Regions from separate parts of the Homo sapiens genome. Here region 1 is linked to region 2. Evidence: chromatin contacts called from ENCODE Hi-C or POLR2A ChIA-PET data. All regions are on one chromosome and are shown on one strand. Each heading gives the region's core, a stretch centred on a gene start or an enhancer-like site at or near the end of the contact. The rest is flanking DNA. Distances are from core to core; before and after follow the strand shown. Region 1 overlaps LOC439933 (a long non-coding RNA gene). Region 2 has its middle 40 kb from the start of MIR1255B1.

Region 1 (4,603 bases), core at 140-2,639, 120 kb before region 2:
TGTGCAAAAAAGATTCTAAGCTTGACAACAACAAAGAATAGACTCAGTAACTATTTAGAAATACAGCAATTTGCTTTGTTTCAAGCATAGCTGTTACCAATTACTTCATTCTAGCAGTCATGATAGAGCAATACCATCTGAAGGACCTTGGCATTAACTTTGTTGTGAAATATCAGATAGTCTTTGCATGCTGCAACAGGTTGAGTATTTATTTACCTGTAGCATTAATTTGATCTCCAAACAAAATTATATGATATGGGCAGATTACATAGCAATAGAAATGTGTTTATTTAAGTCCAACTAACATAGTTAGCTAGCTAGCTGTGCCATGTAGGCTAACCTACACAAACATGACGTAAGATACATACTTTAATTTCAGCTGCCTGAGAAATGAAACTTTTCTTCTCAGTGCCTAGAAGAGTAGGCACACAAATGTGAAAGCACATAGTAGATGCTTAGCAAACATCTGGTAAATAAACATGCTTTTATGTTATCTTGATAAGCTTAGTGTCTAAAGTGGGAGTTATTAGCATTCACCAAAATGGATGAATTTTATTTCTCCATAAGACATGGAATTTATGATAGAATGTGTGTATAACTCTATATGTATACTTAGATGCCACTGATATTTGTTATATTTCTGGTGTTTTGTTTAGCTGTTTATGGTGGTTGCTCTTGTTTTCTTCAAAAATATTGAAATAGAATTGTCTACTTGTGAGAAGTCCTTTCAGCCTGATCTTATGAAGTGCTATAAGCTATATTTTACCTCAGTATTGAGGCTCTCCAAAAAATGTATCTTTCAAAACCTCAAAGGAAACTGTATCTTGTGTAGTTAATGCAATCAGCCACAGCATAAAAGACTTTTCTGAAGACTTGTAAGGGATCCAAACTTCCAATCTCAAGATTCGGCTGAAAGGGGCTAGAAGTAATTATCTGATAATATATACTACTATGTTTTCTCCTTTTTGTATCCAAGAAAGTCATTTGAGAGTAAACATAGGGGAAAAGTTGCATTAGCAAGTAATATACAGCAGAGGTAAAAATCCCAGGAACACCTAGAGAAGGAGCAGGCAGGAGTAAAACTGTTTCTTTCATGGCTTACACATTGTAGGCCAGAAAAAAAAAAAAAAAAACAAAAAAAAAAACACTGTACATTTTCATTCAAACTCACATCCACAAAGTCTTCTCTGGATCAACCAAATTAAACTAAATCCACCAGCATGAGAAATTCAAGGACTGAGCAGAAGAATGTCTCGTCATTAATAATAAATTGGTATATAACCCAGAAGACCCTTCTTTCTTTCTTTTAAGTTCAAGATATGGCTGCTTCCGAATTCTTGTCCCCATGGAAACAAGATGTGCTTGGTATAACAAGATGACAGAGGGAAACAGCTTCACAGCTGTGGCTACATCACTGGGGCTGGTTTCACTGTGAAGTTCTTCTGACTGCTACACTATTGGTTCATCTGTGATTCCCCCGTTCTTTCCACAAATCGAGGTCTATGCAACAGTTTGAAGTTGCATTTGAGGATGTCTCAAGTTTTTGATATTTGACATCTGTTGGTTGTGTTTCTCTCTATTGCTTTCTTGTCTATTTCATGCATTCTTTAAAAATCTTGTTTAATACATTGCTAATTTGCTCTTTTGAATGTACATTTTTAGTTTTCTTTGATCTTTATCAAACGCAAGTTTAGTCACTCCAGCTAGATGTTTAAGATCCACAGAGAGAAAAACTATTTAAGCCACCTCCAAGATTAGAACAATGCTTAGTATACAATAAACACAATCTATATTGGCTGATGGACAAATGACTCACTTTAGGGCTCTTATTCTCTGTAATATGTAGTTATACAGGTCAGCAGTCCTCATTTTTAGCCAGCAGAGATTTGGTAATACATTTGGTTCCCTACAGTGGATGACTGTTGATGATCTTGACTTGCTGTTTGCGCTATTCATGGCTCACAGGTGATGTTAATTAAAGTCGTCCCTAAATGGGCTGTAACATCAATTACTGGCCCAAATCTCACAGCTAAACTGCAGGTTGGGCATCACCACTATCACTTGGAAACAGTTAACATTGTATGGAGGCTGACACTCTACACACATAGCTACATGGCGATGTGCAAACTTTCTCAAGAATTCACTTGTCTATTCTATTTTGCTTCTTTGTTTGTGTATCTCAGAAAAGGGCATTGCCACAGCTGCTGGATTACGTAATGGTTCAAAATAACAGTCTTCAAGGTCATTCAAACACATGGCTATCTCTTTGGACCAGAATAAGAATTCCAACTTTCATTAAAAAGTCATCATAACACCCTGATTTACTCATAAATAGTCCTCGTATGAATTACCTCTTCTCAAAAAGCATACTGAAGATATTTTCTTGCGTTTGTTGTTGTTGTTTGTTTAATTTATGGCATGTCCCATGCTATCTTTGAAGTACTCCACTTTCTGGGTCCTTAAGAATGTTGAGATTATTCTCCAGGTATTAAGTTTAGATCTTATTGCTGAAATGAGACCAAGTGAAGTACAGTAAAATATTTGAAAGTCTGTTTTTTAAAAAAAAATCTAGAGTTTTTTAATAAGACTATTTTGAATATGTTAACAATCCATATCTTAAAATCTTACAGCTTATTTCATAAAATACAATCCAAGGGCTCCTTGTACTTCCAGATATTGAATTAGTAATCATCAGTTTTTTAGAAATTACTCCTTTTTACTATTCTAAGCTATCTTTAACATTTTGAAAATTTAATGAATGAAATTGTGATTTTTAAAAGAACCCAAACAGAGGCACCAGTTTCTCTCATGAGTGAATATATTATTACTCTTGTACATTTGAAATAAGAGAAGTCCTCTAGTACTGAACATTCTGGCATATATTTCCTAGTACCATCGGTCCTTCTTAGGACATAATTGAGACACTGAGGAATTAAGTCCCTCAAGACACAAGGAAGCCACTTCCCACCAGAGGTTCTGACTTTATTGTACTATCCTGTATAATCACATGAATTCATATGGCACCATTACTGAAGTATAATGAGATCATTAACTCCTAAGCACCCAGTTTATTCTAGACTTTCAAAAATACAGACTGATTTAAGATTAAGAAGCAATTGCAACTATGTATTTGCAACAAAAGCAGTTATGAGAAGAGAGATGGGGAAAACAAATTGTATTATACTATTTAAGCTCGAATTTCCTTACTCTCACCCCCACCTGGACAAAATGGCTCTTATAACATCCACTGTCTATTAAAGTTTTTGCTTTTAAAACAAAATTAATATTCCTAAGAAACACAAATATAAAAGGTGATGTCTTTTTTTTTCCATTTCAAATATGGATCTGATTTTAAGACCTTATTTTCAAATGGCTCTCTCAGTGCTTTTGTAGGTAAGAGCCAAGAATTAAGAACAACCCTCATCTTGTGTGTTAGATAATACCACAGAGAGTTTCTCTATCCTCAGCTTTAACTCCTGTCTACTGACTAGACCTATTTAAGTTACCTAACCTGTTTAATGAGCTCCAAAAATAAATGTATATTATAGAGAAAACCAAAGGACACCCACTATTTACAGAGAAATGACACGGAGAGGGCATTTCTTCAATATGTGACCTAAATAACCCAAATCAGATTTAATTCAATATGGGAATCTGGGATTACATCGGAGCTGTTATCTGGGTCTGCCAGTAACTGCAATAACATCTTTAAACAGTAGCACAATCTTGGATAGACTCTGTCTAACAAAAATGACTTCTCCACTAGGATAGAAATTAATTCACCATTGCTCTCATTTTTATCACAAGGAGGTAAAATAAATTTTTAAAAATCAAATGCAGCTTCCTTGGAATGTTACAGCTAATTCTGAATTAAGAAATGAACTAGTTAGTAGTTATGTATTTCTGACAATGCTGAAAACAACATGCTTCTAATGATATCATTTCACATACAGACCTAACACATAGGCTGAGATGCACCTGGAAAGGCATCCCATAGAAGCTTCAGATTTTATTATTACAGGTTCATTCTTTAAAAATTCAAATAGGGCCTGGCACGGTGGCTCTTGGCATTTTGGGATGCCGAGGTGGGTGGATAATTTGAGTCCAGGAGTTTGAGACTGGCCTGGCCAACATGGCGAAACCCCCTTTTTACTAAAATTACAAAATTAGCCATGGGTGGTGTTGTGTCCCTGTAGTCCCAGCTACTCTGGTGGCTGAGGCATGAGAATCGCTTGAACCCCAGAAGAAGAGGTTGCAGTGAGCCAAGATTGTGCCACTGCACTCCAACCTGGGTGACACAGCGAGACTGTGTCAAAAAAAAAAATCAAATAATGCTGCTGAGGAGAATCAACACCTGCCAAGACTCTAATGCAAGTGGGTTTATTTGGGTGATTTTTGACAGATGACACAAGGCAGCAAGAGATAAAGGGTAACTTGGAAGATACGCTGAAAGGGGTAGATGGATGGGAAACATGGCCAGAAAGGAGATGTCGGTGATAATTTCATAATAAACATGCTAGCCTAGGGCCGGCCATGGCTGTTCCTCCCACCTATTGCCACTTGCTGAGGTTCTAGAATGTCCCTGAACCTGGTGATAAGAACA
Region 2 (5,260 bases), core at 1,259-3,758:
AGATGAGAAAAATCGTGGAAGAACATTTATTTGGTCAGAAGTCTTAAGAGGGATGTAAGGTGACATCTCCAACCCTGTGTATCAAATATATGAGATGCTGTAACCCAGACTTCACTCAATATAACGTCTTGTCAGTCTCCCCACCTCCTTCAAGCCCCTCGCTCCTGGTTCATTCACATCTTTACCGAAAGGAGTACATTCACAACAATGCTTCCCCCCCCCCTCCGACTATGCTGCAAGGACATTTTACTCCAGCCTTACTCCTACCTAGCTTAGGGTGTTTTGTTCTTAAGCCTTAATATTACAGTTATTTGAAAATTTTAATAACAGCAACTAAGAATTTGGCTAGTTCAAAATTGAAGTAACACTAATACTGCCAAATTTACTGTGTCTTTCTTTGAAGTTTCAGAAGGCCCTTGAGCCTCTCGATCCATTTTAGAATAATCATTATGAACATACATTACACGTGCCTTAGGAAGAAAAGAAGTGCTCTGAGCTTTCTAATTATGTAGTCACTGTATACATTGGTATTTAATATTTTCGCTTACTGGGATAAGAAACATTTGGACTCCTACTATCAAACATAAAATGTTTGAAAAGATGATGGAAACATAAAAGTAATTCTTAATGTATATTGAATACTCACATTTTCTAATTACATGTATTATCTCTGTTGTCAATTCTCATTAAAAACCTAGTGAATTTGTACTATTTTTATCACCATTAAGCAGATAAGGATTGAGATATAGGAAAGAAGCAACTTCGTCAAAGTCACATTGCAAGTCAAAATTCAAACTCAGACTTTTTAATTCTGAAACTTATACTCTGAATTATGGTAGCAGGAGTGATTTCATCTGGCTCACAGAACTGATGAATTATCAGGGATTTTGTGAGCCAGTTGATGTTACATTGGATGTTACATTGTGAGCCAACTGATGTTACATTGGTTGCTTGAAATTGTCCATGGTGGGTGTGGTAGCCAGAATGATGGTCCCCATGAACAAAGTTATGCATGTTTGAATCCCTGGAACTTGTGAAGACATTACTTTGCACGGCGGAAGGAACTTTGTAGATGTGACTAAGGTTAAGGACCTTAAGATGGGAAACCTGGATTACCCAGGTAGACTCAATATAATCACATGAATCCTTGGAAGTAAAGATCCTGTCCCACCTGTGGTCAGAGAAAACAATGTGAAAACAGAAGTAGGGTCAGAGAGATGCAGCATGAGAAGGAAATTGTTATGGCAGCAATAGAAAAGTAAGGAGTTTAGTGGGAGTATTTACTCCAAAGAGATCAGCAAACGTTATATATATTTTTTTTCCTGGAGAGACAGTTGGTAAACACTTACCAGTACATCACTGTTCTTAACCATTATATTACGCCGTATCCTATTAAATAGATGAGAAAGTGCAAGCATGAAAAGGTTAATAACTTCTCCAAAGGACAAAATAGGGATTCAATTGTCTTTATAAAAGTACTTGTTGTAATTAATATATAAACATGTTTTTAATCTTTGCAATAACAAGGAAGTTTAATCAATCTAGATATTTGGTTATCTGTAGATGCAGGCAGAAAGCAACAACAAAACCCCAAAACTACCATTCTCTCATAGAGCTTAAGTTCTAATGAAGCAAAACACAAAATTACCCCTAGGCACAGAGTGTTAATTTGGGGATGGAGGTGGACACTTTCATATAAATACATGTCATTTTGGAAAAGTTCTTAGCCAAATAAGAGAGTTTGAGGTCCCTTTTTTTAGCCTCCTGGCCTTTCATTGCTCTTCTTTCTTCACATGCTACCTCTCCCCTTCTTCCATTTCTTCCCTTTTATGTACCCTTTTATGTACCCTTTTATGTAAACTGAGTCTCATCTAGAAAGGTATTGTTAAAGTTTCTGGCAAATAAGTAGAAGGTTCAAATAGAGTCTCTATTGAAGTCACTACTTTTAAAGAGTCATAGGCAGAGCTACAAAACAAACACAGGATATAGAGGGGCGGTGAGGCACTTAGAAATCGACAATATTAAGTTCCTGTACTCTGAAGGAAGGGCCATATACAGGAACTACGTTCATGGAGAGTCACAGCTCTTGCAAGAGACACAGCACCAAAGCAATGAGGAAGTGAGGAAAAAAACACCACAACACAGGATCTCACTCCTTCTGCCTTTTGATCTCCTGCTAGTGCTTTTCACTAGCCATCTCAACTAGAAGCCAGCCAAGAAGGGAACCTGGGCGGTTCAGTCTGCTGTGGTCAACACCTGGGGCATAGAGAAGGTCAGAGGAAGGATCTGGATAGGAGGCAAATACAGTGGAGAGTTGTCAGCACAAAAATAGATTAAGCTGCAAATGGACACACTGCATTATTTGCATGTTAATAAAGGGATGTACCTGTTTGTGGTTTAAATATATAACCTTCTAATAGTGAAATTTAAGGTAATGTTAAAAAGTATTTTTGGATGCTGAAGACTTCCACCTGACCCTCAGACCACTACCAGTGTGTGACAAGTTACCAACCCTACCACACGCTTCCTGTGTTACTAGAACATGCTGCTGCTTTCAGTCATTCACAAACTTCTAAGCCAGTTCCATTTGCTGATTTATCAAGTTAATGTATTTCAGGGGGAAAACTCTAGAGTTTAAGGAAATAATCAGATATAGATGAGGAAGCCCAGATATTGCAACTAGATTATCTTTTATTCTCTAATTTATTCATGTTTATTTGTGTAAAATGAAATCCCATGGGTTACAGAATGGATCTATGGAACCCTTTGGGGGAAAGGAAGTCTTTCAGCCCTGTGGACATTGTCCTTCCATGGGGAGCCTTGGGGAGGTTATCCACTGATATATTTGGAGCAAAGAAAAATGAGCTTTTGTATCATGTACACACTTAACCAGTAGATGTCATGCAAAGTCCTATGCATGTGTTTCTCTGCTTATTGTTCTCAGTGGAAGAACAGTGTATGAAATTCAGGGAAAAAATTCTCACAGGATTCTAACACCAAGAACTATCTCCTTTGTCTTTGAGAAGCAGCAAGTTTAGTAAAAATCATTTTATATTTTCATACAATTAGGAAAAGACAAGCCAAGTAATCAGATATTGCCAGGTTAGTATTTTAATCTTAAACATAAAATCCTATAATTATTCTTCATTGGATTCTTGCACTGTACTGTTTAATAATAGTGCTGTTTTAAAATGTATGGAGGACAGGATACATTTTACAGTGCCTTCCACTGACATTGATTTTGTTCCTTTGATAAATGATCTGGATTTAAAAAAAAAACTAAATTATAAAGATTTATGATTCAGTGCCCTAGACTGAGGAAATGCTGTTATTCACCACCAAATCTGCTTATTAAAGACAAAAAGAGTTGTTTCTCCACTTACACAAAAAGGATAGCTATACTCTAGTCTAACACTGCTCATACCTTACTAGAATAGTTTTTCATTTCACGCTACATTGATATGAGAATTTTGTCATATGAATTCCCACTTTGTTCTTTCTGTATAAACAAAAATCCCTGCAGATCTACTAACTCCGTTTTCATCTTTATTGTCAGCTATATCGTTTACACTCTTATCCACCATCCCATACGTTTTACTGATTTGCTATTATATTTCTTTTCTAAGTGTCTAACAATTTGTTAGACATCACTGGGCTAAGTGCTGTGTTTTATGGTACCCTATTGGCGATCTCCTAACTATTTAGAAAAAATACATTATTATAATCTAATATATGGGATTCTCTTTTAATTCAAGCTAATGCAAAACACACCATTTACACCCAGTGGATGAATAAACCAATTATGCAAAAACAAATCAACCAAGCTAAGCAGGCAGTGGTTGTTAATGGCAAATGCTTAGGATGTTCAGTGCTAATTTTTTCCTTACATGTAGCCAGAACCTCAGAGTTACAGACCGTAAGACACTTCACTGCCCTTTGTTCAGTTTCCTCACCACAAAAACGAGAGGTTTGTTTTAGGTCAGGAGTTTTCAAATGAAGATGAACTTCAAAATCCACTGGACACCTTAAAAACACAGATTTTCAGTGCTCACTTGAGACTTATGGGACCATATTTTCTCCCTATGAGTAGAGCCAGAGATCGCGTGATTCTGATGCTGTTTTCGGCTTGCTGGTGGTTGGGACTCTGCAAATTGTTTCTCCGTTGTCAGATGATTTCGTAAGTTTTTCCGATAGAATTCACTAGAGGAAGACTGGAGTGCAGAAGGAAGAAAGGATTTCTTCCTTCCTATTCTGTTTCTGACAGCATCACTCTAGAAATGATCCTTCCGCCCTGGAAGAAATAGATGATCCTAGTTTTCAGGCACTTTCTGAACCAGTCACATTCTGACTCCTTGGAGTCCCTGACTCAGAATCCTCACTCCCCATTCGATCCCCTGAGCATCAGTACACACAGGTAGTGGGTCTGTATCAGTCTGCTCTGGCTGCCATAATAAAATACTACAGGCTGGGTCTGTGGTATTTTTTTCTCACAGTTCTTGAGGCAGAAATTCCAAGATCAAAGTTTCTCCGGAGGACTCTCTATTTGGCTTGCAGACAGCTGCCTTCTGGCTGTGTGTCTTTACAGGGCTTTCCTCTGTGTGCACGCATCCCTGGTGCCTCTTCCTCTTCTTATAAGGACATCAGCCATATTGCATTAGGGCCCCCAACTCTTATAATCATATTTAGCCTTAACTGCCTCTTTAAAGATCCTACCTCCACACACAGTCACATTGAGGATTAAGGCTGCAATATATAGATTTGGGGTGGGAGGAGAGACACCATTCAGTTTTTTTTCCTCTGAGGTATGAGTCCAAATCTCACGGAACTCCTCCTTTGATTTCCCAAGCTCCCAATGCCAGATGGCCAGCCCACTATCAGATATCTGAGTCACAACTCCGTGGACACTCCTCTGAGTGACAAGGCTCTGATAACCTAAAACCGTCCCCTTTGTTTGTCTCAGTTGGAGCAGTGGTAGCTGCTGCCTGCATTTACTATGTCATGTTAGCCTTAATGTTGCCGTCGGCTGTTCCTGTCCTTCAGTACCTGCTTAACCAATTCCACTTCCAATCTTCTCCACTGAAATACCTAATATAGTTTCTGTGTCCTGGCTGATAGCCTGTTGGGCATTAGTGAACTAGCCTTGTGAATGTCTAGATGAAGAATTGTCCAGGAAATGGGAAGAACGAGTACAGAGCACTATTTGAGAAACAGCTAGGGGGGCAATGTGGTTGATGCAAAGTGAATGAGAAGCAAGTATTTG

Evidence for each region. A loop is a pair of places that touch in the nucleus more often than their neighbours do. ChIA-PET counts read pairs that join two places held with the same protein, here RNA polymerase II (POLR2A). Pooled maps may share reads with other maps.
Region 1: a pooled map shows a loop between it and region 2 (2.2-fold over the local background). The contact joins two enhancer-like sites. A Hi-C loop is called at or near these places in 4 of 168 maps with a recorded cell type or tissue (CD4-positive, alpha-beta T cell, CD4-positive, alpha-beta memory T cell, CD8-positive, alpha-beta T cell and 1 more), 20 of 37 single-sample maps with no recorded cell type and 18 of 50 pooled maps. POLR2A ChIA-PET finds 5 or more read pairs at or near these places in 4 of 52 experiments (CD4-positive, alpha-beta T cell, CD4-positive, alpha-beta memory T cell, activated CD4-positive, alpha-beta memory T cell and 1 more).

Annotation. Positions count from the first base shown.
Region 1 is chr4:36,267,887-36,272,489 of GRCh38, forward strand. All of the region lies in intron 3 of LOC439933 (a long non-coding RNA gene), which reads left to right. Among named protein-coding and RNA genes, the nearest start is that of DTHD1, 11 kb to the right of the region's middle. Within about 2 kb of position 1,390, at least 3 of the 41 ENCODE cell types and tissues checked have a DNase peak (open chromatin) inside an H3K27ac peak, as active enhancers do; they include CD8-positive, alpha-beta T cell, where a contact is called at or near this core.
Region 2 is chr4:36,383,988-36,389,247 of GRCh38, forward strand. No RefSeq gene overlaps it. Among named protein-coding and RNA genes, the nearest start is that of MIR1255B1, 40 kb to the right of the region's middle. RefSeq lists an enhancer at 2,078-2,277. Within about 2 kb of position 2,509, at least 6 of the 41 ENCODE cell types and tissues checked have a DNase peak (open chromatin) inside an H3K27ac peak, as active enhancers do; they include CD8-positive, alpha-beta T cell, where a contact is called at or near this core.